Linked DNA regions of Homo sapiens: region 2 is linked to region 1. Evidence: read pairs that join two places in POLR2A ChIA-PET (ENCODE). Cell type or tissue: GM12878. All regions are shown on one strand. Each heading gives the region's core, and the rest is flanking DNA. Links, peaks and the distances in the headings are about the cores only.

Region 1 (15,344 bases), core at 3,597-8,596:
TGAGGGTGGAGCCATTGTGAATGGGGTCGGGGCCCTGAAGAGAGAGCCCCAGAGAGCTCCCTGGCCCCTTCACCATGTGAGGATGCAGGAGAAGGCGCCATCTCTGAACTAGAAAGTGGCCCTCGCCAGACACTGTCTCCCAGTGCCCTGAGCTTGGACTTCCAGCCTCCGGCACTGTGAGAAATGAATATCTGCTGTTTATAAGCCCAGTCGCTGGTACTTTGTTAGAGCTCCCCGCATGGGCTTAGACACCAGCAGAATCTCCTCATCCCAGGATCTTTAATCGAGTTTGCAAAGTCCCCTCACCATGTAACATCACACATTCACGAATTCCAGGGATTAGACTGTGGACTTTTGGGAGCGGACTGATATTCTGCCTACCACAGACATGAAAACATCATTTCGATGCATTTTGGTGATTTTTATCATAGAAATTCATAGACAGGCGGTGCTATGGAAACACAGAAGAGGGACAATTAGAAAATGCCTCTCAGGAGATGTGACATTTGAGCTCAGTCTCGAAAGATGAATTTGTCACCCAGAGAAGGAGCAAAGCCATTCCAGCAGAGGAACAACTTGCGCAGAGGCGTGAGGCCCTCGGGGGATTCTGAGCACGTGGGAGACAGAGTGGAGAAGTCAGCTGGGCTGAAGCCTGGGGACAGGCTAAGCAGCTTAGCCTTTGTCCCGGGAGCTGGTGTGGCTAAGTCTTTTTTGATCATCTGTTTCAGTTGGCTGATGTTTACCTTGTTCTCCCCAATACATATATCAATGTATTTACTACATATATATATATATATAGCTGTCCTCATATCTTATATGCACTACATGATATATTATAAATAGATATTTAATTACAGAGCCTCTTGAATTTTAGCCGAACCAGCTAAAGACTGGGCACCAGCTAGACTGAACTTCTCAGCGGTTGGTGTGGCCATGAGCCTAAATTTGGGCCAGTGGGCAGTGGGCAGGTGGGTTGTTTGCAACTCCCAGTCACTCTCTGAAGATGAAGGCGCTTCCCTGGACTCCCTCTTGATCTCTGTTTTTTCCTCCAGCAGGGAGTGTGGGTGTGGCAGCAACCCAGCATCTACCATGCCGACCATGTGCCATGCCATGCACCGCGTGTCGTAACAGGACAACAGAGCAAGAGACCCAGCAGACAGGGGTCCCCAGCAACCTCATGAAGCGCCATCCACTCACCTCCAGACAGTCTGGGGAGAGAGACTGAAACTTCTGTCTAAGCCACTTCATCTTTGATCTCCTTGTTTTTGTGGTTCAGGTTGTATCTTAATAAATAAAACGTGTTTGAGTTCATGTTTACATCCAACCATTAAAAAAGTATATTTTGCCATGAGATAAACAATGAGACCCTGCACGAGATGAAATATTTCCATGGTCACTCGTCATCTCCTTACAGAGAATTACTAAGATTTTATTAAAACAGTGTAGATTATGAGAGTATGGTGACTCTAAAGTGAAGTTTACATTCAGATGACCCCCAGGCCCGCGTATGGAGCTCCGGTTCTGTAGCTGAAGATGGGACAGAGGTGCAGGGAGAGCTGCAGTCGCGTTCTCGGAGGCATGGCCCCGTGTTGATCGGACACGTCATGTTCAGTCAGTGCCATGCAGGTGTGCAGCGGACGGTCTGGCTGAGGCCGGGGGTGCCACGGTCCCCCCGTCTGCTGAGTAGTAGCAAAGCTGAATATTTTCCTGGAAACATTTTGTGCGCCCCTGGGGTGTGCTGCTGGGGACAATGGGAAGTCTTTGGAACTCAGGAGCAGCGCACGCTTGGTATTTGTGCTGGAAGATGACCAGCCACAGACTGGAGATCAGGATGGCCCGAGACCAGGGCCACTGCTGACCCTGGGCAGGGAGGACACAGTGTGGCAGAGGCCTGCATTGGTGGGATGGGAGGAGGCCTTGCTGGAGAGCTCAGAGGTGGAATATGGTGGTCTCATGTGGCTTCTCTTACCACAGACCCCAAGACAAAGGTGCCCACTGGTGGGAGGCTATGACCATTGTGCTGAGTCGCACGACCTGGAGCATCTCTGAGAGAGCAGAACTCACCGTCCCCACTGCATAGCTCTTCAGGCCCAGGGCTTTCGAGGAAGAAACAGGTGATCATCTTCCACCTGGCAGCTCCCAGGAGACGGGTGGGGTCAGTGGACCCTGTTCGCAGAACTAAAGGCGGGAAGACCGTGGCTTCCATTCACCTCCTCAGAAGTGAGCCAAGGGCCCTGGGCTGGCGACAAGGACTCTAAGGAGCTTGCGGGACCGTGCGGTGTTCGTGACGACAAGGACTCTAAGAAGCTTGCAGGACCGTGCGGTGTTCGTGACGACAAGGACTCTAAGAAGCTTGCAGGACTGTGCGGTGTTCGTGACGACAAGGACTCTAAGAAGCTTGCAGGACTGTGCGGTGTTCGTGACTTCCCCTTGCCTGTTGTTTTTAAAATCTTTTGTTAGTTTCTCTGTAGTTATTGGCAGAAAAATCTTTATTCGTGCCCCTGTTCAAGATTAGCAAGAAAGAGGAAATGTGGAAAAGCCACATCCTGTTTTGCAGCCAGGCTTGTGTGTGGTGGAGGGACAGGGGACAGGACCCTACGGGATGGGATGAAGAGGGATAAAGACGGCCTGGGATGGAGACGGTGGGAAGGCGCCTGTGATTCCTTAGAGCAGCACAGGCGGTGCAGAGGCTCCAGCTGGGGTCTGGAGGATGAGGCTGCCATCAAGCTCCACCATGGGCCCTGGGGAGGGGTAGGCAGGGCAGGGGGACAGCCAGAGGATGGGGAAGAGGAATGGGTGTACCATAGACCTACGGTGACATGGAACAGGCACTAGTAGGAAGGCAGCCGGGTGTTTGGGGGCCCGGGCCACAGCAGATTTCAACAATAACATGGACAAAACATGGAAAGAGCAAAGAAGACAGTGCAGGTGGCCCACAAGCACATGGAAAGGCACTTAGCTTCACCAGTCAGCAGGGAAATGCGAATCAAAACCACAGTGGGTCGTCACTTCACACCCTTTAGGATGGGTATTGTAAAAACAAAAACCAGAAAAGAACACGCACTGATGAGGGCGTAGAGAGATTGGAACCCTTGTGTGCTGTTGGTGAGAATGTGAAATGATGCAGCTGCTCCAGAAAACAGCACGGCGGTGTATTAGTCAGGGTTCTCCAGAGGGACAGAACTAATGGAATAGATACATATATATGAAGGGGAGTTTATTAAGTATTAACTCACACAATCACAGGGTCCCACAATAGGCCGTCTGCAGGCTGAGGAGCAAGGAGAGCCAGTCCCAGTTCCAAAACAGAAGAACTTGGAGTCTGATGTTCAAGAGCAGGAAGCATCCAGCACGGGAGAAAGATGTAGTCTGGGAGGCTAAGCCAGTGTCTGTTTTCACATTTTTCTGCCTGCTTTATATTCTAGCCGCCGTGGCAGCTGATTAGATGGAGCCCATCCGGATTGAGGGTGGATCTGCCTTTCCCAGCACACTGACTCAAATGTTCATCTCCTTTGGCAACACCCTCAGAGACACACCCAGGATCAATACTTTGTATCCCTCAATCCAATCCAGTTGACACTCAGTATCAACCATCACAGGGGGTTTCTGAAAAGAAATAAAAGAAAGAAAAGAACTACCATGTGAGCCAGCAAGTCTACTTCTGGGTGTTTGCACACAGAAACTGAGTGCAGGGCCTTGAAGAGATACGGGTACCCCCGTGCCCCTCACAGCAACATTCACAAGAGCCAAGGGTGGAGATAACCCAAAGTCCACTGATGGGTGAATGGGCGAGTGAGCAAGATGGGGCCTTTCCGTACCATAGAATATCACTCAGCTGTAAACAGGAAGGAGATGGAGGAAACTGGAGGATGTTATGGTGAGTGAAATCAGCCAGTCGCAAAAGGACAAAGACTCCTCCACTCATATGAGGTCCCCAGAGTCGTCAGATCACAGAGGCGGACAGGAGAGTGGGGGGTGCCGGAGTCTGGGGGAGGGATGGGGCATGAGTGTTTGGTGGGGACAGAGTTTCCTTTCAGAAGATGAAAAGGGTCTGGAGATGGATGGTGGCGATGGCACAACGATGCGAGTGTGCGTAATGCCACAGAACTGTGCACTTGAACATGATTAAAGGGTAAGTTTTATGTTATATATGACTTACCACAGTAAAAAAAATACGGAAGGAGGCAGAAATGACATCGGCCTGGTTCTTCCTTGACATTAGGTCCTGCCGGGACCTATGTTCCATAAGTCCCTGGGGTTGGAGTGCGAAAGCGATGAAGAGGAGACAGAACAGCAGAGGGGTGAGGGCAGGGGCATCGTCTTTGGGTGCAATGCTCTGTGCTCTCAGCTGCTGGAAGCTCCAGCGGCATCCACAAGGCAGCAGGTCCTTCATTAGGCTTCTTTGTCCTTCTTGAGCTTCTTCTCTGCATATTCTCTGGCCTCTCTTCCCTGCCCTCTCAGGCCTCCATCTGTGTGCTGTCATGCTGTCTGCACTCCGGAGGTTAGTGTTTGCTAGAGCTGAGCTTCATTGCAAGAATTCTCTCTGTTCTCATCTCCTTCATCTCTTCTGGGTCACCTGGTGATCCAACAATGTGTCCCTTGATTGAGTTCTCCCAGGGTGAGTCCCCCAGAGGTCTCATCCCCTGTGCTGGTCTCTCTCCCTTTGCTCTCAGTCTCCTGATCCATTCTCTGCCCTTCTGGGTCCTGCCTGGCTCCCCAGGCTGCCTGCTGGCCCACTACCTCTGCAGGTGGTGACAGCAGGTTGAGAGGGTGAGAGAGGGAGGTTGGATGCCCGTCCTGCTCCCTCCTTGCCCAGCCCTCTGTCTGCAGCAGTGGCTGTGCCCCCATCCCTGGACAATAGCTGCTCCCAAGGTGGACCCTCCCAGCTTCCCACTTAGTCTGCAGCCCTGAGGATGGGAAGGTGGGTCCGCTTGGCTCCTTCCTTGGTCTGCAGCCCTGGGGAAGGGAATGACTTCCTCTGTCTCCTGTGTTTGGTTGCCTCACCAGCCCTTGTTTGTTCCTTCACCCTGGCCACACCTCTCCAAGTAGTCTTTTCATTAATGCGTCTTTCCTTAGAGGGTCCAGGGGACTTCTGGTTCCTGCTGGGACCTGGAGGACTTATCACTACTTCTTGTCCCACTCTCAGCAAGCTGCTTTCAGGAAGAACTGACCCCTCTGCAAGCCTGGCTGTCCTCAGTCCAGGTTCCCAGGGATGACACGGAAGCCTCTGAAAGCCATCTCTGGGGCTAAGGACGTGGAGGCTGCTGCGGACATGCAGGCTTCCTCCCACTTAACCCAAGATCGCTGGGGGGCCGTTGCCTTACACCAGGGCAGGGCTCCCTGGGAGCTTGGACACGGAGGCACTGGGCCATTTAATAATATTAGAAAAGCCCATCCAGGCGAGGTGGCTCATGCCTGTAATCCCAGCACTTTGGGAGGCTGAGGCAGGTGGATCACTTGAGGTCAGACATTTGAGACCAGCCTGGCCAACATGGTGAAACCCCATCTCTACTAAAAATACAAACATTAGCTGGGCATGATGGTGCACGTCTGTAATCCCAGCTACTCGGGAGGCTGAGGCAGGAGAATCGCTTGAACCCAGGAGACGGAGGTTGTAGTGAGCCAAGATCATGCCACGGCACTCCAGCCTGGGCGACAGAGTGAGACTCTGTCTCAAAAAAAAAAAAAGGAAAAAAGAAAAGAAAAGCCCAAGACAATAAAAACATGATTTGGTTTTGATGGGATGGGGTTTTTTGTTTTGTTTTTCCTGTACTTGCACCAATAGGTACAGTAGGATTACTGAGAGTGGGATTAGGAGACACCAGGGTGACAGCCAGGCACCACTAACCCCAGCAACTGTTTGAAAACCACATTCTTTAATTTACAAGGCAAGACATACGGTTTGCCCACAGCAAGGAGTTTCAGCCACACTCTAGAGACTGCATATGATTAGGGTTGAGTGCACCTAATTTAGAGAATGTGTTTATTAAGAGTGTGAAAAATACTATGGGAATTTCATTGCATAAGCGTGAATAAAGAATTGAGATATGTTAGAAGTGGGAAATGCCCTGGAAGGTTGCCTTAAAAAGCTTGTTTGTTTTTAGTGACATAAGTAATTCATGCAGAAAAGCCAGAAAACACAGAGAAGTAAAAACAAGAAAATAGAACTCACCTATACTCCCCAAACTCAGGGCTGGTCATAGTTAGCATTGTGGCATATACACTACCAGGTTCTTTTGTGACATAATTATACATGTAAATTTATGTACCAGTTTTGATATGTAGAACCATATACTATACAGATTATTTTGTATCCTGTTCCTTAGCCTATCCCTTCCCCAAGAATTCAGGGCAAATATTATTCTGTGACAAGAAATACCTTCTCAGCTGGGCACTGTGTCTCACACCTGTAATCCCAGCACTTTGGGAGGCCAAGGCGGGTGGATCACTTGAGGTCAGGAGTTCAAGACCCGCCTGGCCAACATGGTGAAACCCCGTCTCTACTAAAAATACAAAAATTAGCCAGGCGTGGTGGTGGGTGCCTGTAATCCCAGCTACTCAGGATTCTGAGGCAGGAGAATCGCCTGAACCTGGGAGGCGGAGCTTGCAGTGAGCTGAGATTGTGCCACTGCACTCCAGCCTGGGTGACAGAGCAAGACTCTGTCTCAAAAAAAAAAACAAAAAAAAAAACCTTCTCAACAACATTTTTACTGGCTACATAAGGGTGTGTGTGTGTGTGTGTGACAGATTAGTTACCTATCTAATATTGTTGGGCATTAATAGACCATTTCATACTTTTCAGTATCGTAAACAAAGCTGCAACAAATATGTGTGCTAAGTGTGTACACATCTTTTATTCTTTTTCCTTAGGATCAATTCCAGCACTGTCTTCTGATAAAATAACCTGGTTGCACAGTCAACCAAGTGTGGTGAAATTCTTTCTCATGTGTGATCCTCCAGCCTGGCTTCTGCCGCTGGCATCAGATGCCCTGGGGGTGCTGCCTCTGGACAGGCTCTTCTACTTCCTCCGGTGGGCACGGGGTGCCATCAGTCATCAGCTCGGCGTCACCAGTCCCCTCATCCATTGCTTGTGGGACAAATGGCTCTTGTTCTGCTTTCCATTCATAATGATTTCCTGTTTCCCTTTTTAATCAGAGCTCGCCTAAAACATCTTAAGCTGTGCTTTAACAAGAAACCCTTAAACTGTACTTTTAAGTATTCAATAGCAGTTTTTTTCCTTAGTGTGTTACTCTTACTAGAACATTCTATATGTATATAACTAAGGAACTGTGTGTACGACAGAGCTGAGAGAATTCGGCAAATCAGAACAAAATGACAACCCCTCCTCACCCCAGGCCATTGCGATCCAGAAGCAAAGAATGGCAGGTAGGTTAACAGCAGTAAGTTTGGTTAAGGTTTATTATGTGAAGTTTTATCATTGCTCTGCTGCTGAATGGGTCGCATTGGAGGCTGACACCTGGCTGCAGGTAAAACAGGTTACACTGGAGGCTGTCTCCTCTTGCTTAGAAGTAGAGGTCATCTGTTCCTGCAGAGAAGTCACATGGCACCCACACACCCCAACTCCTAATGGTTCTCTCCCTTTGGGTGTGACCCCCTGGCCAGAGAACAACAATGCCCCAGTGCGTGGGGAAGGGTGAGCCTGGTCTCTTTTCTTAACCCTTAACGTGTAGACATGTTTACACCCAACACTCTCGTATCTGAGGAGGAAATTACTCCAATACTTAATTAAACTACTAAGTTAACAATTTCAAAGATTTTACTTAGTGCAAAAAAGAAAGAAGAACTTCATTAGCCAGATTCAACTGTTATTTAGCAAAATTTAATACACAGTGAAAGCAAGCTAAATCTAGCCTCAATGAAGTGACCTATTCTGTTTATTAATAGCACTGTCTTACTTTAAAACTGCGAGTAACAAAAGCAAGCTGAACTAATTTTGTGTTGATACACTTTATTATCACTAGTATTGTGTGTTGAGATCACAGCGATGGCTATGACAAATGAGGTGATGAAATGTCATCCCATTCCACACCGAGTCTACAACTAAGGATCCAAGCATAAGAAACACTTGGAAAATTCTGGGTTCTCCAAAGTGGACGGGGGCATGGTTTAGTGTGCCAGACGTCAGAAGCCTACCTGTGGGCTGCTCCAAATGTGGTCCTGGTATGGAGGTCCAGCGTGTGGACCTTTTATCATTGCACTGCTGCTGAGTGAGTCGCATTGGAGGCTGACACCTGGCTGCAGGTAAAACAGGTTACACTGGAGGCTGTCTCCTCTTGCTTAGAAGTAGAGGTCATCTGTTCCTGCAGAGAAGTCACATGGCACCCACACACCCCAACTCCTAATGGTTCTCTCCCTGTGGGTGTGACCCTCTGGCCAGAGAAGGTCCACACCCTGTGGGGTCACTGAGAAGGCAGAACCTGGGGCCCCACTCAGACCCTGGCACCGGAACCGAATGTCAGTAGTCTGGTGATTCGTGCATACATTAACCTTTGAGAGCTTTGCTTTCGATGGAACTTGATAAATATTCCTTGAAGATGCTGAATTTACCACTCTTTGTCTTTTTTATGTAATGAGGAGCCAACTGCTATCAAAAGAGGCTTGTTATCCTCAACAATGCTGAACAATTACTACATGTTTTTGGTAAGTATGATGTTGTAGTAGGCACTTTTGAAAAAAAAGAGGAACACATTTTTTTTCCTTCCCAAATAGGCTGAGTTAAAATAATTAACTGGCCTCTTACACAGGGGAGGGAGATTTCAAAAAGCCTCTTCAAAAAAGAAGCCTTCATCTAATTCCTTTAAGTTAACGAAAGTCAGAAATTTAGGAACCAGCAGAAACAGGTTTTGAAGGTGCAAGAAAGAGAGGATTACTGAGAGAATGCGGTGTCTTAGGATGGGTGGTATGGAGTCACAGGCTTCTCCAGACCGGAAAATAAAATAAAATAATGAAATAAAAGTCTGCAACTTGGGGTGGGGTGGAGGAAACTAGAGCAGCAGAGTAAGAAGTGGAGGAAATTCTTTGTCTCACAGCCCCATCAGACTGAGTCAGTGCTGAGAACCTGTGTCAAGGAAAAGGAAAGTGGCTCCTGTGATTAATTCGACAGGCGTCACCAGAGATGGGGCTGGGGGTGGGGAGGGCTGCCACCCGCTGTGGGGGAGACCCTGAGGTGAACGCAGGCTTCTCCCCAGACCTGCACACGTCCCTGCAGATAAGAGTGGAGAAAGCTCATGTCTCTGGGAAAGATACAAATTCTTGTTTCAGGTAATGCAGACTCACAGGCAGCCCTGCTGGGCGCCCAGTGTCCCCTGCTGGGAGCTCCACACTCACTCCACAGTGCACGCATCTACACAGCAAGACCTCACTTGGGGTTGTCCATAGGTTCTTGGAAACTGTGACTTTAGGTGAAACGACACATATCAAACATCAATTTCTCCGGAGGCTAATTGATATAAACAAGAGTTACATTCCTATGGTATAGTTCTGGCCACAAAAACATCACCAAAGAAGCACACTTCTAATACGAAACACTGAAATACATGTGAGCTCTACGTGCATTTAAGAAGGTAAGATCGCCCTGTCTGGGAAGTGAGGAGCACCTCTGCCCGGCCCCTGCATTGTCTGGGATGCGAGGAGCGCCTCTGCCCAGCCGCTGTGCAACCCTCCAAGTGTGAAGTGACAGCCTTGTGTGTGATCTTTCTGCCCTCCCCAAGTTTGCATTTTCGACATTAAAGTTTACTTTTTAATTAAGTTTTAAATTGGAGAATATACATTTAAAGTAAAAAAAAAAAAAGTAAGATCATTACCCAATTTCTGGTGAATCTATGAGTGACCAGGTCGTGGAGGGGCTGCGTTAAATCAAAAATAATGTTGGCCAAGCCAAAGCTCTGAAGTGCCTCCCCCTATCATGTGGTTTCAAAACAAACAAGAGCCAATTCTCAGCCCGCTGGGCCTTTCCTACTGCATCTGGTATTGTCCTGCATCTCTGTGTGAATACCGTATGCTTTACGAATTTTTATTTGACAAAATTTGTATCCTTTCATTTTCCAACCTGCTTATTCCAGTTCAGGGTGGCAGGGGGCTGAGCCCATCCAGGCAGCTCAGGACCAAGGCGGGCAACCGTCCTGGAGAGGACGGCATCCCATGGCAGGGCACAGTCACACTCACACTCACTCAGATGGGGATGTGCCAGTGAGCCTCATGTGCACAGCTTTGGGATGTGGGAGGAACCCGGGGTACCTGGAGGAAACCCACAGCACATGGGGAGGACATGCAGGCTCCACACAGACAGTGGCCCCTCTGGGGATCAATTATTTTTTCTCATCCATGTTATAACTACCTTATCACTAAATGATGTTGAATGAAGGACTTTAGTGAGAAGTGTGCCCTCGCCCATCTGTGACACTGCGGCTGGCTTTCCTAAGGGCTTGCTTATGAATCTGCTGTCTCTGGTCATTTCATCTTTCTGTGTGCAGGCAAGTTGCTGATTTTTATTTTCTGAAATAACTTCTAGAATCAGAGTGAGGTCCGTAGTACCTTGCTAGTGCACCCTGGCTTCAGATTAAAATGTATTGACTGCAAGAATGTAAGACCATTCCCTGGCTTTATAAATAATACTCTGTTTCAAATGTTTCTCTTACTGGACATGAACTTCAGAACCAGCTTGGGATCAACCACATCACGTTCAGAGACAAGCCTCCCAAATGCTGCGTGATGGGGAAGCTGACCGCCCTTTGCAACCATTCTTGACTGAGAGCCATGGGTGGGGCTCGCCGTGGGTGCTGTGAGAGCCGCACCCTGGGCGGAGGTTTCCAGGGCTTCAGCTGCAAAGTGCTAGGAAGACTCAAAGGGTAGGGCCTGAAAGCCCCTCTGAGAGGCAGCAACACAAACCCAGGGGAGGGCTCTGTGCGGACTTATATACTCGTGCCTCTGCTTAATTCATCTAGAACCCCTATGGCTGTTTACATAACAACTATAACACTTCATGCGGCTTATATGTATGTGGAGGTAACACATAGGCCACTAGGAAGGGGGACAGTGGTAGATGGACCTTTTTTAGGTGCAAAGTTCTTGGCTTTATGTGAAGTGAAGCAGTGTTAACTAAATAGGCTGGGGCAAGCTAAGGATGTACATTGCCATCACTAAAGCAACCACTGAAACAAAAGTGCAAAAGAAGATATAGATTATGATGGGGTGGTACAAAAGTGTTGGAAATAAACGGTGGTGATGGTTGCACAACATTGTGAATGCATGCAGTGCTACTGAATTATACAGTTTATCCACGGTTTTCACCATTTGGGAAGTTTTATGTCATATATGTTTTGACATGATAAAAGAAAAATTACAAAACATAGCTTAAAAAGCCGATAAATAGAAAGCCAATAGGTAAATAAAAATGGGATTGTAAAAAAATCAGTCAACTCAAAAGAAGGCAAAAAAGGAAGAAAACAGCAACAACAACAATGAAACTGAGGGACAAACAGAAAGCAAATCTCCGAATGGAAGACCCTGAGCCATAAGGAAGATCACATTATATGCACTGGATTCCACTTTCCAAAGAGAAGGCAGAGATACTCAGAGTGGATAAAAATGCAAGACGCAGTGCTACGCAGAGAAGCTGAAAGAAAAGATGGAAAAGGCAAACCACGCAAACAGCAGTGGGAAGAAGGCTGGAGGGGCTTTGTGAATATCAGATAAGATCCCTGAAGACGGAGCGTTACCAGAGACAATGAGGGATGTTCATAATCATGAAACGGTGTGTTTACCAGGAAGACATAACAGACATAACAACCAACAATGTATATAAGCCCAGTAACAGAGTTTCAGAATCATGAAGCAAGCCTCAACAGCGATGAGGGAGAAGCAGGCAGACCCTGGGCCAACTTCCTCGGAGGGCTGCCGGGTGCACAGGGCTGGGGTGTTAGTACAGGGGTCCTAGTCGACACCCAGCTATGCACGCTCTGCAGAACTGTCTACAAACCAAGAGAAAACCCCTTTTCCCCTGCTGTGATCAGAAATCCTGACTTTAATTCCAGTTGCAGTGTGTGTGGCAGAATGTGGCCCGTGAGTCAGAGGTTCTGAGTTCCGGTTGTGACTTGGCCACTCAATTCGTGACCTGGAATAAGTCATACACTTCGTTGAACTACAGTTTCCTTAAAAGTCAGTAGACAGTTTAAAAAGTCATCAGATAATGTTTAGGACCATTTCCACCTCCAGGAATTGGATACTCATTCTGGGCTTTGGATATTTTAACCATTTTTACAAAAAGGTATGAGGTATACAGTTTTATTGCATAAAGTCTTTGAAGAATTATCTAAGTAAAACCATTTCCCTTGAAAGCATATTGAGGAAATTTGAATAAGGCTGGAAATATTTTCATAATCTTGTGCTTGCGTAGGAAACACACTAAGTCCTTTTGTGCGGAACTTAACATCTGTGGCAGCTAGATTCCCTCACTAGCTTACCCGCTCCCCACCCTCTTCGTGGAATTGTTGTAACCATAGAAAGTAAATCCAGGTACAAAGCACTGGCTCCGCCTTCAAGCACCTTTGGGAAGTGGTTTCATCTCCAGTGCCTCAGTGCTCCCGTGATTGAGTAAAGGGAGAAAGGAGTCATCCCCAGCTCACAGAACAGTCCTGCGGCCCGGGGAGGCAGTGCCTGCAGACAGCCTGGAGACCCCGGAACCTGCTCGGCCCTCCCCTCCTGCTAGCTTTCTGCAGTTCCCCATCCCCCATTCTGCCTTCTCTCAAGGTAAAATTGTGGTTACAGCAATTAAAGGTATTCAAACACAGCAGAGCAGATTTACTCGATCAGCTGTGATGGCTTTGCAGGCACCAGGTCCTTCAAGGCGAGGCTGGAGGGTGCGGACTGTCCTCCCTGCTGGGTTTGGAAGGCTTCCCTGTTCCTGTCCTCTCTGGTCATGACCTGTGGTGACTGCGTCAGGAGTATTTGTTTGGCTCAGCATTATTGATTTATCCTGCAGTATTCCTTTCCCGAACTGAGAGAGGTCCAACAGCAGCAAGTTAAAGAAAGTCAACCTTTTGGGATATGGCCAAGGAGGCCCTCTTCCCAGAGATTTGGGCTTCACCGGCCACTGCAAGTAGCCTGCAGGGTTGTCATTTTGGATGGCTGTGGGGCAGTACACTTGGAGGCAGGTGGCTGTCTGCAATCCCCTCAGCTTCTTTGAACATGTGTTAAGATACGGTGGCATCTGCAAGTGGAAGCTGATGCTCAAACCGAATCGTGCCTTCACAGCCCCTGGGGCCTCGGTACCCAGATTCTGCAGGTGAGCAGGTCAGGAGTGGGGCCCAGGCTTCTGCATTTCCAGCAAGCTCCAAGGTGAGGCTGAAGCTGTGGGCCTGTGGACCCCACTTTGAGAAGTGGGCTTTAAGGAAACCCGTGTCACAAATGACGCAACCTGCCTTGTGTGTTTTCTTTGTCTCCCATGAGAACGTGAGCACGATTTCAGTCAGCATAGACTTCTACGGAAAAACATTCATTCAGAAACATACATCATGCTGTCTCCTCTCCGCCTCCTCTCCCTTTTCCCTGGATCTCTTTCCTTCAGACGTTGGTAAGCCAGTTTGGGAGACGATTTTAAAAATCCTTATCTGTAATGTATTTCCTTGTGAACTGGGAAATCAGGAGAGCCCTTGAACCATGGAGCATCTGCATCATGTGACGTGCTTATGACAGAAGATAATCAAACACTCCGTCGGCACATTATTGGGCTAGACGCTGCATCCGATGCTCAGTTTCTGCTCTCAGGGAGCTCACTTAAAGGAATCGCTTCAGGAAACGCTTAGTGATCATAAGGCATTAAATATTAGGATAGATGTGTGCCCAGTTTCCTATGTACTGTGATATGTTACTAAGCAAAAATTTGATTTAATTAGCTTTTATTAATTTAAAATTGTGTTTCTAGAAATGAGGCTCGAGAGAACTGCGACATTATCCGTGGTGCAGCTCAACTGCCCTACCCTGGTCTCCTTGGAAGGAGACAGTTTTTCCCACTCATGGTTGCTACCACACTTTTTTTTTTTTTTCAAGACAGGGTCTTACTCTGTTGCCTGGGGTCGTAGTGCAGTGGCGCAATTTCGACTCACTGCAACCTCAACCTCCCAGGCTCAGGTCATCCTCCCACCTCAGCCCCCCCAGTAGCTGGGACTACAGGCGTGCATCACCACACCTGGCTAATTTTTGTATCCTTTATAGTGACGGGGTCTTGCCATGGTGCCCAGGCTGGTTTCAAACTTCTGGGCTCAAGCAGTCTGCCCGCCTCGGCCTCCCAAAATGCTTTGATTACAGGCGTGCACCACTGAGCCTGGCCTGCTACTACACTTCTTTTGATTCTTACAAGCTCATTAACTGGTATTAGTAATATTTGTGAACCTCCCTGCTGAACTATAAATCCTTTGAAGGCTGAATTTATGTCCTAGTCATCTTTGGGTTGCCCACCATACCTGGCACAAAAAGGTGCTCAAAATTCCTCCTTCAATGATGCTCACTACTCCCTGGAGCTTGGAGTTGCTTTGCTCCAAACCAGTGTTAGGTGGGGCCAACTGGACCACAGGAATGGGAGACAGACAGGATTCCTCTTTCCCTTTCCATAGTCCTTCAGGCCCAGGATTTGAGGGCTGATGATGTGTTCATAGATCGATGCCCCAAATTTGAATGCTTTCTCAGTGGACAGGTCTTTGACATGCTGGTTGTTGCAGGCAGGGAAGCATTGGTTGGCACAGATGGAGGCACATAGGACTCCAGGCGTGGGGTTTGATGTCAACAACACAGTGGTGTTTGGTGTCAGTGACTGCCTTGCAACACAGATGTTACTGACATTTTAACAAAGTGTTCTCTCTTCCTAACCTCAACTGAGAAAAGCAAAATACTGATTTATTTTCCAAAGCTTTGAGTGTTCCAGAACATATTTGCTGGCATAGGATCAACTTCTGTTGTCTTGATTCTATATCGAGTGTCATCAATTTAAAAGCTCGTTTTTGTTTAGAAGAAAGAAGGGAAAGACCAAGTGGAAAAACTCACTGTTCCACCTGAAATGTTGTTTGGGAGGGAAAGCAAAAAAAAGTTTCTCAATCTTTCTGGCACTTTTAGCTCTCAAAAATATTTTTTTCCTCCTTCCAGCCAGCTTGGGATTCTCTCCAGGGCTGAATCCATTCATGTGCTTTAAGAAATAATCTTAGCAGGAGTTTACATGTTTAAAAAGTAAACTTAGGAAACCTTTTTTTCTAATGAAATGCTAACTGACACCTGTTTCGTAAATGATCCACATACCCACATTCCCCAGCCCTCCTGCCACCATTTTATTTGTT
Region 2 (15,344 bases), core at 4,859-9,858, 87 kb after region 1:
TCTGGCTCTCATCTGGGAGCACGGCAGAAGCTGTTGTCTGGGAGCACGGGTGTCCAAGCCCATGGAGAGCTGTCCCCCATGGAGAGCTGTCCCCCAGAGCCACCTCTTGCTGGAGGCAGAGCGCCTGCAGCAGGATGCGGGCCTCACATCTCAGGGCCTCGGCCTCCCTCGTGCTTACCCCTCCCACAGGCTCCTCTGCCCTTGCTGTCCTCACCTGGACCCTCCCCGAGATCCCCGAGTGCCCATCCCTTCACCAGGAGCCACTGGCCCAGTGTCTGTTTCCTGCCTCACTTTCCTTCCCAGGGTATCCCCTGCTGCCCTGCATGAGGCTTCTTTACCTGCTGTCTGTCCACCCCAAGGCAGGAGCTCCCTGAATGCTGGAGCACCAACAGCTCGGTCCCTGCAGAGTCCCAGCACCCAGTGAAGCCACTGTGAGGAGGACTTGGGCCTCAGGATGCACGTGCAGCCATGGAGACCCCACGGGGCGGCCCCTCGGATGATCCTGGCCTTCTGGGTGGTCCCCGAGGGTTTGTTTCTTTCTGGGACTTTCTAACAGGAGGTCCTGCTCCTTGCCGCCGACTCAGCCCTGCCTGTAGCTTCCACAGTGCGTCAGAAGTCACCGCTCACCTGATGCTGGGAATCCTCCTCCCAGGGCTCTGGAAAATTCCACCTCAGCCTGACAGACTCTCCCTCCCGCACCTGCACAGCCCCCGGGGCTCCGGAAAATTCCACCTCAGCCTGACAGAGCTCTCTCCAGGCTGGTGCGGGTGGGAATAGGCCTGAGAAAGCCTTTTCTGGGTCACAGGCAGTCCTGAGTACATGCTGACTGCAATGTACCCACCTGACCCACTGACCTCAACCCCTGACCCCGACCCCTGACTCTGGGGACATGGGACCCTCCCCTCAGGAGGTCTGGCCTCACCTCACTGGCTAGGGGCCCACAAAAGCAGGAGGAGCCACTGTTCACTCCACAAAGCCCTAGGCCAGGAAATGCACCCACAGGGCCAAGGGAGAGCAGGGAGGGGGAACTCCACCATGAGGACCCTTGGGAATCAACCACCAACTCCCTTGTGGGTGTGGTGGCTGCCACAGTCCAAGCACTGGAAAGCAGGAGAGGGAAGCCCGGCCCCTCATCTGAGTGAGGCAGCCAGGCCCCCGATTGGGGCTGAGCCAGCAGCAGGGTCACCCACCAGCAGCAGAACCCTGATCCAGACTCAGACTCCAAACCTCAAGGGCAACCCCCAGCCTTCCACCCTGTGTCTCCTCCCCACTCAGCTGGGCTGTCTGTCTTCCCTCCCTGTCCCTTCCCCTCCCCCTCTCTCCCAAATCCCCTCCTCTCTCTCCTGCTCCTCCCAGAAGCCTCTTCTCACCCGAGGGTCCTCCTTCAGGCTCACTCAGCCCCACAGCACTCACCCGAAGGCCATCCCTGGTTCAAGGCCAGCACTGAACACTGGGGCGTTCAAGGGCCCTGGGCCCTGGCGAGGGTGGTATGTGCCAGCACACCCTGAGCCGCCTGTGCAGAATCCCCCTAACCTCTGGCCACTGAGTCTACCTGGCGTCCTCTGGGGAAGGTGCGGCTGCGTTCCAGTGGGGGCTGAGAGAGGGGAAGCATCCCGGGGCCCTCTGCCATCAAGGGGCACATGCAGATTTCCTCAGCTGCACTGACTCCAACCTGAGCACCCACCCTCCCTCACCTGTACCATGAGGTCCCGGAGGGCAGGGGCTGAGGGTCATCCCTCTCCCTCCAGGATCTGTGCTCAGTGCTGCGTGCTCGGCCATGACTCCTCAGGCATGCTCACCTTGCCCAGCTCACCGGGCAGACAGGATCCTGGGCTGGGCTTCTTTGTGGCCCTTGTGCTTTGAGCCTAGAGCACAGACTGCAGGGGAAGCTGCCTGCTTACATAACACCCTGGATACCCTGATCTTTGCAGCCATCTGAGAGCCCCAGGCTCACACTCACCCGTCTTTTTGGCAGCCAGGAGATGTCACCACTGTATCTTCTGCAGAGCTGGAGTCAGCAGCAGTAGGAGCTTAGAGCTTTAGACCAGCGAGCCACAGCCGGTCCTCCTCAAGGGCCTCTCACCTTGCCTGGTGTGCTAGGGGTCCCCAGAGAAATAAAACCAAAAGGATATATAGGATATATGCATAGAGAGATTGATGATGAGGAATTTTTCATGCTGCTATGGAGGTGGAGGCTGACAAGTCCAAAAATCAGCAGTTGGCAAGCTGGAGGCCTGGGCGAACCACTAGCGTAAGTTCCAGTCTGAGTGCAGAAGACTGCCAGCCCGGCTTGAAAACGGGCAGAGAGGGCCTTCTCCCTGACCAGTGCTTTTTGTTCTTTTCAGGCCCCCAGCTGCTTGGAAGAGGCCCAGCCATACAGGGAGGACCACCTGCTTTGCTCAATCCACCGATTCAAATGCTAATCTCATCCAGACACACCCAGAATAATGTTTAACCAAATATCTGGGCATCCTGTGGCCCAGTCGAGTTGACACGTTAGAATGAACCAACACACTGGTGAAGGCTGCCTGGGCTCCTCCCACTCCCAGGCACCAGGCCTCGTGTGCTCGGTTTTACTGACTCCATTTCACTGATTTTACCATCTCAAGGACAGTCCTCTGTGGAAGTTCTGTCACTGTGGGTTCTCCATGAAATTGCCAGCATTTGGCCTGAGTGACCTCCCAGCTCTGCTAGCTGATGCTGGTCCCGGGGTGCCTCTGAGCAAGGCAGGCGTGGTGGGGCTGCCCCTCTGCAGCTGTCCGCCAGGGTGTCGGGTCCGAGAGGCCTCGGGCTGTAGGCTTGGAGACGTTGCAGGGAACTTACTGCTCCCTCCGCTGAGCCTCAACCATAGGAGCCAGGATTCTTTGATGGGACCCCATCTTCATGGTCCCAGTTTTAAGGCTGTCTGATTGTTTTTATGACTTTACTTTCCCCAGAAATTTGCTTCCAAGCAGTACCAGCTGAAATCAGCACTTTTTAAAAAGTCAATCAGAATAAAAAACAGTGTTTTATTTTTCAGGTTTTGCCACTTGCAAACCTGAGGCCGCCCGCCTGCTCTGTCCTTCTGAATATGCAACAGCGGAGCCATGAGATGTCAGCAGCGAAGTGGTCTCCGAAACAACCTAGAGATCCAGGAGTTAAGAAGGAATTACTTAGGCAGATAGCAAGGGTATGGGAGTCCTCCATAAGGCTTTCCTTTTTAACGAAAAGCAGCCCCAAATCATTTTCTAACAAAGAGCAGCCTGCAAGCTGGGAGCTTGCACGGGTGAATGCTGGCAGGAACTAAAGACTAGACATTTTCATTTATCTATCTATCTATTTATTTATTTATTCATTTATTTAGAGATGGAGTCTTGCTCTGTTGCCCAGGCTGGAGTTCAGTGGTGCGATCTTGGCTTACTGCAACCTCCACCTCCGGGGTTCAAGCAATTCTCCTGCCTCAGCCTCCCGAGTAGCTGGGATTGCAGGCATCTGCCACCATGCCCTGCTAAATTTTATATTTTTAGTAGAGATGGGGTTTCACCATGTTGGCCAGGCTGGTCTTGAAGTCCTGACCTCAGGTGATCTGCCCACCTCGGCCTCCCAAAGTGCTGGGATTACAGGTGTGAGCCACCGAGCCCAGTCAGAGCTAGACATTTTCAAGATGGCAGCTCCACCTTTACTTCTCTGCCAGCCACGTGTTCTGTAAGGAGCAGACAAGATGGCCCCTATCAACTGGAAAACCCATTTGCATAATAAGAGCAGCCTTCCCCACGCACTGTGTAAACCTCATACCTGATCGAACCAATCTGTGAGCCCTACGTAAATCAGACACTGCCTCCTCAAACTGGACTATAAAACACAGTGCATTCACCACCAGTGCGTCCTTTCTGCTTGGAGACCCCTTCCTCTACAGAGGAAGCTGTTTCTCTTTCTCTTTTCCCCCTATTAAACCTCCACTCCTATACTCCTCTTTAGTGTCCCTGTCCTAAATTTTCCTGGCAGGCGACAACAAGCCCCAGGGGATCTACCCCAGACGACGTAGCTGCTTCACTGGGATACTGAGGCCCAGAGAGGAAATGAGAGTCTCAGGACTCATTCCATACCAGCGGGTCCATCGGCCATTCCCTCTGACCTGCCCAACACAAGCTCTTCTCCAGCTATTTGAAGAAGGGAAGGAAGTGAGAAATACACTTTAAGCAGATATCAATGTCAGTTGAGATAAACATCAAGCTTTATTGACTTAAGAGGTAAATATTGATAGAACTGAAATGCCAAATCAATATTTACCTCCAGGGATGCTATAGCCTGAATTTGAAGTTGGGCTATGTGCACATCAACGCATCTCCAAGTCCCAACGTCTTCATAAGCAGTATGTGATCATTTCAGTGATGGGCTAAAGTTGAAAGGTGTGGTGAGAGATTTCCAGAGGGTCCTCACACGGAGGTCTAGGGAGAAGTTCATGATCACCATGAGGGGTCATCAGCACAGACCCGGAAGGTCAACGTCTGAAAACTACATCACTGGCACAGAATGGCGGGGACCCAATTTGCTTCACTTTTTGCTGAGCACTCACCTGACAAAGCATAAGATTCCAGCCGGAAAGGCACTGAGCACCTGTTTGCCAGGCCTTGTCAGCACCTTGCCGTGCAGAGCCTGCACCAGCCCTGAGATCAGGGAGCAAAGAACCCATGCCTCTGGCTCGCCTGGCTTCTCAGCCATGGGAAAGGCAGCCTTCACTGGGACAATGGCAGTGTTGTTGGTCATTGGCTTAGAAAGAGGAGTTTTAGAAGATGTCAAGGCCAAGAAAAGATTATGAGAGAAAAGGAACCAAAAGTTAAAATTGGGCAATTCTATCCACTAACTTCCCCTGCTGTGAATTGGGAAAAGTTGGCACTGCGCTGTCTTTAAGGGGTGGGCCCGTACCCAGCCTCCAGCATCCTGGAGTGTGTCTGTGAACCTGCTTTGTTCTATCAACTATGCTTGATGGATAAAGACACTTAGGCTAAGGAAGCTGTCCTGCTCCCTCAGGTTTCCACACATCCTCGTTTTCTGCTTCTATGCCTAGTAAGTTTTCCACTAGAGCAGTAATTCCCAACCTGGCTATACATTAATCAACTTGAGATGCTTAAAAACAACACACACAGACGCCTCCACCACCCCCATCTATTGCATGTGAATGTCAGTGGGGAATTTCCTGGGTGATTCAGAGCACAGCCTTGGTTGAGATGAGATCTGACTCTCAGGCTCCCTTATCGTGGGATTGGTGGGGGAAGGGGCTGTTTTTCAATGCTCACGAGCTATATTTGCAAAGTGTTTTGTGGAAGGTCCTAAAACTCAAAGGGTCTTGAGCTAAAACCAGTCAGCAATAAGAGTTATCCGACACTTATGGAAGAGTTCCAGGGTGAGGACTTGGGTCAGCTGCAGGATGCTTGGATTGGAGGTCACTCGCAAAGAGGGGTCACCTGTGCCTTGTTCAATTCAGTGACCGCCGGGTTAAAGTGAGCATCCTGGTGGCTGTGGTGAACACTGGGGTGTGGGGCCCATATCCGCCTCGGGCTGAGGCCCTCATCGCCTCATCGCAAGAGAGCTGCTCTGCCCAAGGTCATGTGCCCCTCAAGGAGAGGGTCCCATGTGGGGCAGCGCTGCAGACCAGCTGCACGCAGAACTCAGGCAATGGTGGCTAGTTTGATCCTGGTGGCCAGCACTGAGGATCATCGTCAACTGTGATGAGGATAACCACACCTCTCTTGGCTTCCATGTCCCGGTCTGTGACGTGTTGGGTGACTCCTGATGAACCTCCAGCTCTCTTCCTGCTCTGCTGTCACGAGGACTGATCAGACCAGTTTCCGGTGAGCATGGTGACAGGGTTGCTGTACGAAGTGGCCCTGAGGGGCTTGGCCACCATTTCTGAGGGTGGGTCAGGCCTCCGGCCCACAGCGATCCTCTGCCTTCCTGCGTAGTCATGCCTGTCACTCAAGGAAAAACGTCCGGATGACACGTGACACAGCACTGAGTGATTCGGGGTGAGCCCTGGGGAAGGAAAAAATGGGGAAGGTGGTTTGGGGATTTTCACTCTTCTCCCTACATCTGTCTTAGCCTAAGTTTTCTTATCTGTGAAAGAGTTCTGAGATTTTTCGTCGCCAGATGTCTTTATAAAGAGTAAATGAGATCACATACAGGCTGGCCTTGGAGATATTGTGGGTTGGGTTCTAGACCACCTCAATAAAGTGAATACGGCAATACAGTGAGTCACATAAAATTTTTGGTTTCCCAGTGCATATAAATTTATGTTTATACTATACTGTAGTCTATTAAGTATGCAATAACAAGATGTCACTCCAATGTCTCCAGACATTGTCAAATGTCCACAAAGGGTCTGTGTCCAGCAAGACCGTGGAAGTCAGACCTAGGACAGGAAGTAAGGAGTGCAGTGTTGTTAAATATCTATACCTGATATGGATATTTAAGTCTATCAACTACTGTATTTATATTCTCAACTCTAACATTTAATGTTTTCACTATTGTTGTTTCCCTGAAATTCTATAATTCACTTTGTATTTCCCTCTGACTCAAAAGTTGGTTAATAAGGAATCATACGATTTCTAGGTCAAGGCCTTTTTGGTTTTGTGACTTTCTTATCAATTTCTAGTTTCATTGCATTGTGATTAGAAAATGTTTTCTGCATTATCTCTCCTCTTTAGAACTAATTGAAGTTATTTGTGTGGTTTATTAGTTAATTTTGGAAGTGTCCCATGGTCACTTGGAAAGACAATATAGTCTATATTTTTAGGATTTAAAGTTTAGTAGATATCCCTCAGGTATACTAAATTGATCATGTCATTTTGGTCTTTTATATCATTACTTTCTTTTGTACATTTGCTCCAACCTGGGCTGAGAGAATTTGCATTTTCTATAAGTGACCACTGGTACCAGCCAAGGTGGAATACGTGCACTTCCGTCTACCGTCCCACTGGGAACGCTGAAAACTCTGGGAGGAACATAAAGAACAACTCCCTGAGCCCTCTAAAAAGTAAGTAACGACAAAAGGATGGGCAACTGATGTCAAAACTTGATAATGACCCCAAATGGGGGTGAGTTTTGCCTTGTTCCTCTTTCTTTGTCTCTTAGCTCTGACCTGAGGGTGGGTTGAATCTCAGAACTGTGCAGTGGGCCCAGAAGACAAAAATCTGGGATAAAACCTCTCTTTCCAGCCAAAGGACCAGGAAAAGGGACCCCTGCGTGCCAGGGAGTGTGGGAGAAATTTTCACTATTCTTTTTCTTTCCTCTCTTGACCCTGACCCAAGGCCAGCTCCAGCTGTGGAGCTGCACCACTATGCTGCTGGTCCTGGTGCTGGAAGCCCTGAAACTTTGATGAAAGACCCAACTCTCCAACCAGAGGAACTGGAAATGGAGTGGGGTGAATCCCTGTTTATTTCTTCCTCTTTACTGTTGCCACTTGGCTCCAAAGATGGCCCCAGTCATGTGGAACTATACAATAGCACAAAGAATTAAAAAGCTAAGAAAAACCTGATTTTCTGGACAGAAGAAAACTGGAAAAAGAGCTCCAGCTGTTTTAAAAATGGGGGGATAATCCCTGTTAATTTTTTTGTCTTTTCTTTTACCAATTTATTCCTAAGGTAGTCCTAGTCACGCAGAGCTGCATGGCAGTGCGGGAAGCTAAATCTTGGAGATAACACTATCTTTCTGTCCAGAAGAACCAGGAAAGGAGAGCCCTGAATGCCAAAAATTGTGGGAGATATCCTGGAAATTGTCAGTGAACTTGAAGATTAATCAATAGGAATTACACAGCCTGAAGATTGAGAGAAAAAAAAATGAAACAAAAACAGAGCCTCAAGCACCTGTGAGACAATATCAAAAAGTCTAATACTCTTATTATTGGAGTCTCAGAAGAAGAGGAGGAGGACACTGGTGCAGAAAAATATTGAAGAAATAATGGTTGTAAACTTCCCAGACTTGATGAAAAACGTATATATATATAGGTTCAAGAAGGTTAACAAACTCTAAACAAGATAAACTTAAAAAAAATGCATTGTAAATGAAAATCAAAGGTAAAGGAAAGACAATTAAAAGCAACCAGATAAAAACAGTATACTATGTATCAGAGAAGAGTACTTTGGATAACTGCAAATTTCTCATCAGAAAATAGGAAGCAGGAAGATGGTGGAACAACATCTATAAATTACTGAAAGAAAATAATTGTCAACCCAGAATTCTATATCCAGCAAAAATATCTTAGAAATGACAGTGAAATAAGGACATACTCAGATTAAGAGAAAGTAAGAGAATTTGTCACTAACAGACCTATAAAAGAAATGCTTAGCCAAGTTCTTCAGGAAAAAGGAAGATGATCTGGAGGAACACTTGGAACTTCAGGAATGGCATTAGAGCAACAGAAATGATAAATATCTGGTAAATATAATGAATTCTTTTTCTCTTTTTAAATTATTTAAAATGTATATGACTGTTGAAAGCAAATATTGTAACATTTTCTGGGTATAATTATTACTGAGATGTGGTACATATGACAATTATAACATAAGGAGAGGAGGATAAATGAACCAATAGAGTCATAAGCCTTCTATAATATACTTGAAATGGTAAGATATGAACTCTAAGTGGACTATAAAATGTTAAATATATGTATTGTAATCCCTAGAGAAACTACTAATAAACTGATACAAAAAGATATAGCCAGAAAGGACAATGGATTATTTAAAATGGAATAAAAAATATATTCAAATAACCCAAGGAAGGCAGGACCATGGGAAGAGGGTAACACAAAGCAAAAGAAATGAACAAAATCTCCTATAAGCCATGTGTTTTTGCCTATTTTCTTTGTCTTCTCTGTAATTTCTGCTTTTTGAAAGCCTCTTTTACAATACTTAGTCTGTTGATATTCATTACTGCTAATTTTTTTTATAAATTATGAGGCAAAATGATTCAAAGTACCTTGACTTTATTTCATTTAATGTTTTTTGTTTGGCTGAAAAACTACCTTGTTTCATACAAGGACTGAGACCCCTGCTTTTTCTGTTTTCAATTGCAAAGTGGGGACTGATCCTGGCATCTGTTTCACATCAGCCGGTGGATTAACATGTTCATAACAGGTAAAACCCCTATGCCAGGCTTCCTCAACCTCTGCCTCATTGACACTTTGGGCCTGGTGATTCTCTGTGGCAGGGGCTGCCCTGTGCCTTGTAGGATGTTTAGTAACATCCCCGGTCTCCGTTCATTCACTGATGCCAGCAGCACCCTCCACACCCCTCCCCAGCTGGGACAATCCAAACTGTCCCCAGACATGGCCAAGCTTGTCCAGGGGGATGAAGCCTCTCTGGATGAGAAGCACTGACCTGGACAGTGCGGCACAGGTTTGTGCTGTGTGCTTGTTCGCCATGGCCTGCATATCCCAGCTCTGTCCCGATGGCATGGAGCACGGCGGTGTACCCTCCACCCGGAGTTGTCAGGATGATTAGGACGCCCCATGCTCCCAAGGCTTTCCGCGAGGCTGTCATGACTACACAAACATCCTGCAAAGTTGCAGCTTTCAGCCCCTGCAGCACCCCGATCCATTGCCCCTCAGACCCTGCTCAGGGGCAATCCACCCCTAGTGAGGGCGGAGGAGGTGGGGGAGGCGCTGGATATGAAGCCACTGTGTAACACACAAAGCACTATTCAGAAATCAGTGTTACTATCTCTCCCTGGATGGCACAGAGTGGATTAAGGAGCAAAGACAAATTGCTGGGCTCTTGCGACTCTGACCTCTGGGTCATATTTGCTTCTCTGCGAACAATGCAGATTGTCCTCCTGCAAGCTGTTTACAGCTGAGAATAAGCAGACGGCGAAGCAGTTAGTCTCCTTCAACCTTGGCTGTTGCATCCTTAACCAATGGTAACACCTTCCTCACATAGTGCTGAGAAAGAAATCAGGCACTTATTAAATTGTAAAGCACTGAACAAAGTATAGGCTGGTATACTGATAATGATGCATAACTCTGTAGCTCTGGGGTTAATTCTCAAAAAGCACCTTCAAACTTTCTGATTAATAATAGCGCTATCCCACTAAGAACTTAGCCTCCTTACCAGATGCACACTGGAGAAAGTGTGTTCAAAGGATTCACTGTTGCTTGTTGGCTATACCATGCATTATATATCATGCTCCAACTGGTTTTAATACGACCTTATTTGCCTCTCCAAATTCTTTATAAGTAAAGGATGATGCAGTTAAAAGAAGGAGTAACAATGAACTGTGCATCAGACGTTGGGTGAACAAGCAGGCCCAGGCCCCACTAGAGGGTGATTCAACTCAAGAGAGTGGGAGGAGGATAGAAGGAAACAGGGAATGTGGCTTCCACACTGTCCCCTCCACAGCACAGTGTCTGCCCCCATGCCATGCTGGTTTTGCAATATCACCTTCATGAGTCTGTCTCTTTGTGTGATTTTGAAGCTGTTCTGCAGACACTATCATTGCAGCATCTTCTTTCATTTCCTTCTCCGGAAATTAATAACATTTGCTTCTTAAAAATAAACCTGAAAGAAAGCAATTTTATGTATGTGTTAAGTTACACTCTAGATTTAGAGCTTGTTCCACACATTCCTGTTCTGAAAGGGTCCTGGGCACTGAAAACTCTAGGCTGTAGGGTTGAGGATGTGGAGAAGGGACCCGCTGAGCTCTGAGGATGGTCTGCGGTTGGAAGCCGGGGGTCAGTGCTCAGAGGAGCAGCCCCACATACCCCATCTGGGTGGGTGCTTTGTAGTCTTCTCATGGGGAGAATGGGCTCCTTCCCCTCCGCTAGTGCCGGGCTGGCCCTGAAGCTTGCTCAGGGGTGGGAGGGATGAGGCTGGGTAACTTCCTCTTCAAATGCCTGGGGCTCTTGCTTCCCCATCCTGGGAACTGTCCTCTTGGAGGCTAGCACCTTTGTGAAGTCTGACCATTGGGACTGCCATGCTGGGAGGCAGCCCAAGTGCAGCGCAGAGAGTCGGGGTGTGTGTCCAGTTGCCCTGTGGTTCCAACCGTCTCAGCTTAGGCATGTGAGGGAAGGTATTCGCGTCCTGGGGTGGCTGTAACAAATCACCACAAACCAGGTGGCTGAGAATAACAGAAATGTCTCCTCTTGCTGCTCTGCAGTCCCGAGGTCTGGAATCAAGGTGCCAGCAGGTCCCACTCCCTCCAGAGGCCCTGGAGAGAATCTATCTTTGTCTCCTGGTGGCTGCTGAGATTCCTTGGTTTGTGGCTGCATCCCCCAGTCTCTGCCTCTGTCTTCAAGACCCTTGTCTGTCCTCTGTGGTGCTTCTGATTTCCCTCTGCCCATCTTATGGGGACACATGTGACTGTACCTAGGACTCCATTGGATAGCCCAGGATCAGCAACTCCTCTCGAGGTCCTTAACTTCATTGCGTTTTGCTGTACAACATAACAGACCCCAGTCCCACTGGCACCTCCTCCTCTGATTTCTGAGCTCCCACTGTCTGCACCAGTGGCTTGAAATGTTCTACGTATTTCCTGAAATGTATTTTGTATTATTTAATCTTCAGGTGTTGCTTTTGTGGACACCGCTAGATTGCTTGCTCCCTGAGGTCAGGGGCTGTGTCTCACGGGGCTAGTTCCTCAAAGACACGGGACACAGACTGACTCCAGCATCTGTCAAAGATTCCTCCACTTCTGACACCATTGAAGCAGAGACTCCCTTCCTTTCTCCTCTCACACAGCCTCTTTTCACCTGAAAGAGGTTTCTACTTCTCAGGTTTGGCAACAAGCTTAGGTTCCTCTCTTTGACGCTGTCTATGGAATCACAAATGCCACCTGCCTCCCCTCTCAGCCTTCATCTTTCTGGATGAAAGAGTCTTTCCAGTTTTCCTCCCTCCCCACGTGCATGCCCCGGCTTAGGGTAACCATTCCCTGTGATGCTGTGGACATCATTTCCCCAGGGGTTAACCTCAACCTCATCTCAAATTTCTCTCCTGATTCAGTTAACTACTTGAGTAAACCTTATAAACTTAACAGTTAAATATAAGACTCTCATACAAATCTGGAATGAACACATCAGAGATTTGCTTAGCCCAGACTGGGAAAGGGCAAAATTGTACAACTGGTTCAAAGAGTGGCTGACAGAGTTTTGTTTCATCAGCCAACACAGCCCCTGTAAAGGAAGTCTGCTAAGTTAGAGGCCAAAGTGATCAATATCCTACCGCAAACTAAAACCACGGCCTTGGGGGCCAGTAGTTTCAGTGATTTCATTCTCCACCAGACTGAAATCATTTGCATCTCTACTGACAAAATATCTACAAATTAACATGTAACTTCACAAAGTCTAGGCCCTAATCAATGGTAAATAGCAAGTCAAATGAAGGTCCAGTCCTCCCCAAAAATAATGAAGCCAGCCTGGGGTGGACTTGAATGATGGGTGGGTCTTGGCTGTATGGTGACTGCCAAGCACTGGGTGATTTTCTTTTTTTTCTTTTTCACTTTTTTTTTTTTCTGAGATGGAGTCTCGCTCTGTCACCCAGGCTGGAGTGCGGTGGCGTGATCTCTGCTCACTGCAACCTCTGTCTCCTGGGTTCAAGTGATTTTCCTGCCTCAGCCTCCTGAATAGCTGGGATTACAGGCATGCACCATCACGCAGGGCTAAGTTTGGTGTTTTTAGTACAGACGGGGTATCACCATGTTGTCCAGGCTGGTCTGGAACTTCAGACCTCAGGTGATCCACCTGCCTTAGCCTCCCAAAGTGCTGGGATTACAGACATGAGCCCCCGTGATCGGTCCGCGATTTTCTTATACATAGGATAGATGGGGTGAACTCAGTGGGTGCTGGATGGATTGACGGAGGACCCACCCTATGTATAGACGGCCGGGATGGATCCTCTGTGAAATGTAGTTTTAAAGACTGGCAGGTTTCCGACCCCTGACCCTGTGCCCTGGGCCTGGGCACCCACCCGTCCTCTGCACCTGCGCCTCTCAGCAGCCCTAACTGCAGAGCTCTGCTCCCGGACCCGGCCCCCGTGGCAAGTGGGAGGAAGGGAAGGCCCAGGGCCAGAAGCCGAGGCCACAGGTCAGCCCCCACCCCCACACACCTGTAATGTAAAATGCCCATTTAGCCAAATTTAAAAAGTAACCAGAAACAGGTGGAATGCATGTTAATAATGTCCTGTTTAATCCAGTCCCGCTGGAACATTAGCATTTCCACATGTAATCAATTTAAAAAGTCTCAATGACTGGCTCGCTTTTTTTTTTTTCCTACGGTCTTCAAAATCTGGCGTGCGTTTCAGTCGCCGCACGTCTCCTTCGGAGGCTGAATGATTAGCCATTGCAGCAACATGTCGCCCTAGTGGAACCATGAAGGTCCATTTAAAGGAAAAATAACGTACATAGCTTCCATCTTTCAATCTAAATTCATCAGAATAAAACGTTAGGGGTTCAGCCTCTCTGGCCGCGTCCCAGGTGCGCACCAGTCCCGCGGCCGGAGCGGGAGAACCAGCGCGCGCCGCCGGGTGTGAGTGCCGCTCAGTGGCCGCGCTTGGTAGTGCAGGGTCCCGCCCCGGGGTTTGAGATTTGAGCACATTCTCCAGATGTTTCTATGAAGATTTGGGGGTGGGAGTCGGGTGGGAGTGAAAGAATGCACAGAGAAGGAGAGTTGGAAGAAGAAGGGGTGTTGTGTATGTTCAGTTCCAGTTCACCAAATCGCTGCGGGGGGGGGGGGGGGTGATTGTCACAGACGAGGTGGCTTTAACAATCATTTATTTCTTCACAGTTCTGGACCCTGGAAGTCTGAGATCAAGTCCAAGTCCAAATCCAAGATCAACAGGGTTAGTTTCTCCTGAGGCCTCTCTTCCTGGTTTTCCAATGGCCACCTTTATATCACAGAGAGAGAAAGAGAGACAGAGAGAGAAACAGAGAGACAGACAGAGAGAGCTTCTCATCTTCTTCTAGGGCCACAGTCTTATTGGGTTAGGGTCCCACCCTTCTGACCTCATTTAACCTTAATCACCTCCTTAGAGTCCCCATCTCCAGGTATAGTGACACTGGGGGGTTAGAGCTTCAACTATAAATTTGGGGGGACATAACCCTGCCCATAACAGCAGTAGTTACCGCATTCTACAGTAAGCAACTGAGGCACAGAAAGGCTAAGACTTGCCCAAGATCACACAGAGCCAGGGCCTGTCCCACGGGGGCTGGCTCTAGAGCCCGGGTTTCTCCCTTGAGTGTCCTCAGCCTCTTCTTGATCTTCAGTACCCCCACGCCCCTACCCCTACCCCAAACCCACGTGCTCAGAAGCCTCAGCCTCATATCTCTGTTCACCAAATCAGACCCCTCCTTTCCCTTCAAGCTTGGATTTCTACTCCCTTAGGCCAGGGAGCAAAGTGTAAAACTTAATAATGGGCTTTGACTAGTCCTGGTTTTTACAAACCCGGTTCACTCTCACAGGCTTGAGTGTGTCATAGCCAGGTGACTGGAAGTTAGCTGGCAGTGTCTATTCTGAGCACGTTAGCCATGAGCTCGCTGACGTTTCTGCAGAACGCCCCTCGCTGGGCTATGTGCGGCGTGCGGGCCACGTCTGAGGGGGATGTGCTGTCGTAGACCCAGCACAGGGTCTGCCCAGCTCAGAAAGGCCTGCTGCAATTTGATTTTTAAATGTAAGCGCATTTTCATTGCACACGTTCACTCACTGGTTCATATGTGTGAACTACATTTGTTGTCACTCTAAAGTTGAGGAAGAGGATGTGTAAAATCTGAAGGTGAAGCTGGCAGTGGGCCTTTGTCCAGATAGAAGTGGATCCACTTTTGTTCAGCTCACCAGGCAGAGGCGCCTCCGCTCTCATGCCTGAAATACGAGATGATACAGAAATAGTAAGCTGCTTACAAACTGGTGATACTTACTGGCCTTGCAATGAAACAAATTCCTTGATGATGCAATATCAACCCTGGATTATCCAATATCAACCCTGGATTATCCCTAGAACAGTTAGGGCAGGACTTGTTGGAAATGCAAAATTTCAAGCCCCAGCCCAGAATTACTGAGTCAGAACCTTGGGGCAGCCCAGCCGTCAGTGTCCACGGCTCTGACGCATGTTCGAGGTTGAGAACCACTTTCCTAGAGATCAAGTCCCATTCCCAGCAGCCTAATGCAATTCGGGGTCTTTACCTTAATGCAGCCTCTCCACATTGCAGCTGGGCAATTAGAATGACACTGAATGCACCTTCACAACTTGTGTGGCAACACGACTCCTGCTGCAGGCTGCAGTGCAGTGCTGTCAGGACAGCGAAAAGCCTGTGAGGAGATCTTGGGGAGCCCTTCACTGCCTCGGGGAGCAGCCCCAGTCAGGCCAGGCCTGGAGCCTGCATAAAAT

Evidence for each region. ChIA-PET counts read pairs that join two places held together with the same protein. Peaks named below come from ENCODE experiments on the same cell type or tissue, not always from the same donor. Only the 100,000 strongest peaks of a DNase experiment are listed, where the experiment ranks them.
Region 2: POLR2A ChIA-PET joins it to region 1 with 5 read pairs; 25 of 35 experiments call an interaction of 5 or more read pairs at or near these places.

What each region holds. Positions count from the first base shown.
Region 1 is chr7:155,274,576-155,289,919 of GRCh38, reverse strand. It overlaps INSIG1-DT (INSIG1 divergent transcript), which reads left to right. Exons shown (of 2, transcript NR_183448.1): 2 at 1,056-1,324. Among named protein-coding and RNA genes, the nearest start is that of INSIG1, 16 kb to the left of the region's middle. In GM12878, for the core only: no CTCF peak of the experiment used is centred there; a DNase peak (open chromatin) is centred at 5,939; H3K4me3 peaks cover 288 bases.
Region 2 is chr7:155,188,930-155,204,273 of GRCh38, reverse strand. LOC124901782 (a long non-coding RNA gene) reads left to right here and starts at 5,819. Exons shown (of 2, transcript XR_007060602.1): 1 at 5,819-7,012; 2 at 7,287-8,689. RefSeq lists an enhancer at 5,141-6,340. In GM12878, for the core only: no CTCF peak of the experiment used is centred there; a DNase peak (open chromatin) is centred at 5,184; H3K27ac peaks cover 1,052 bases.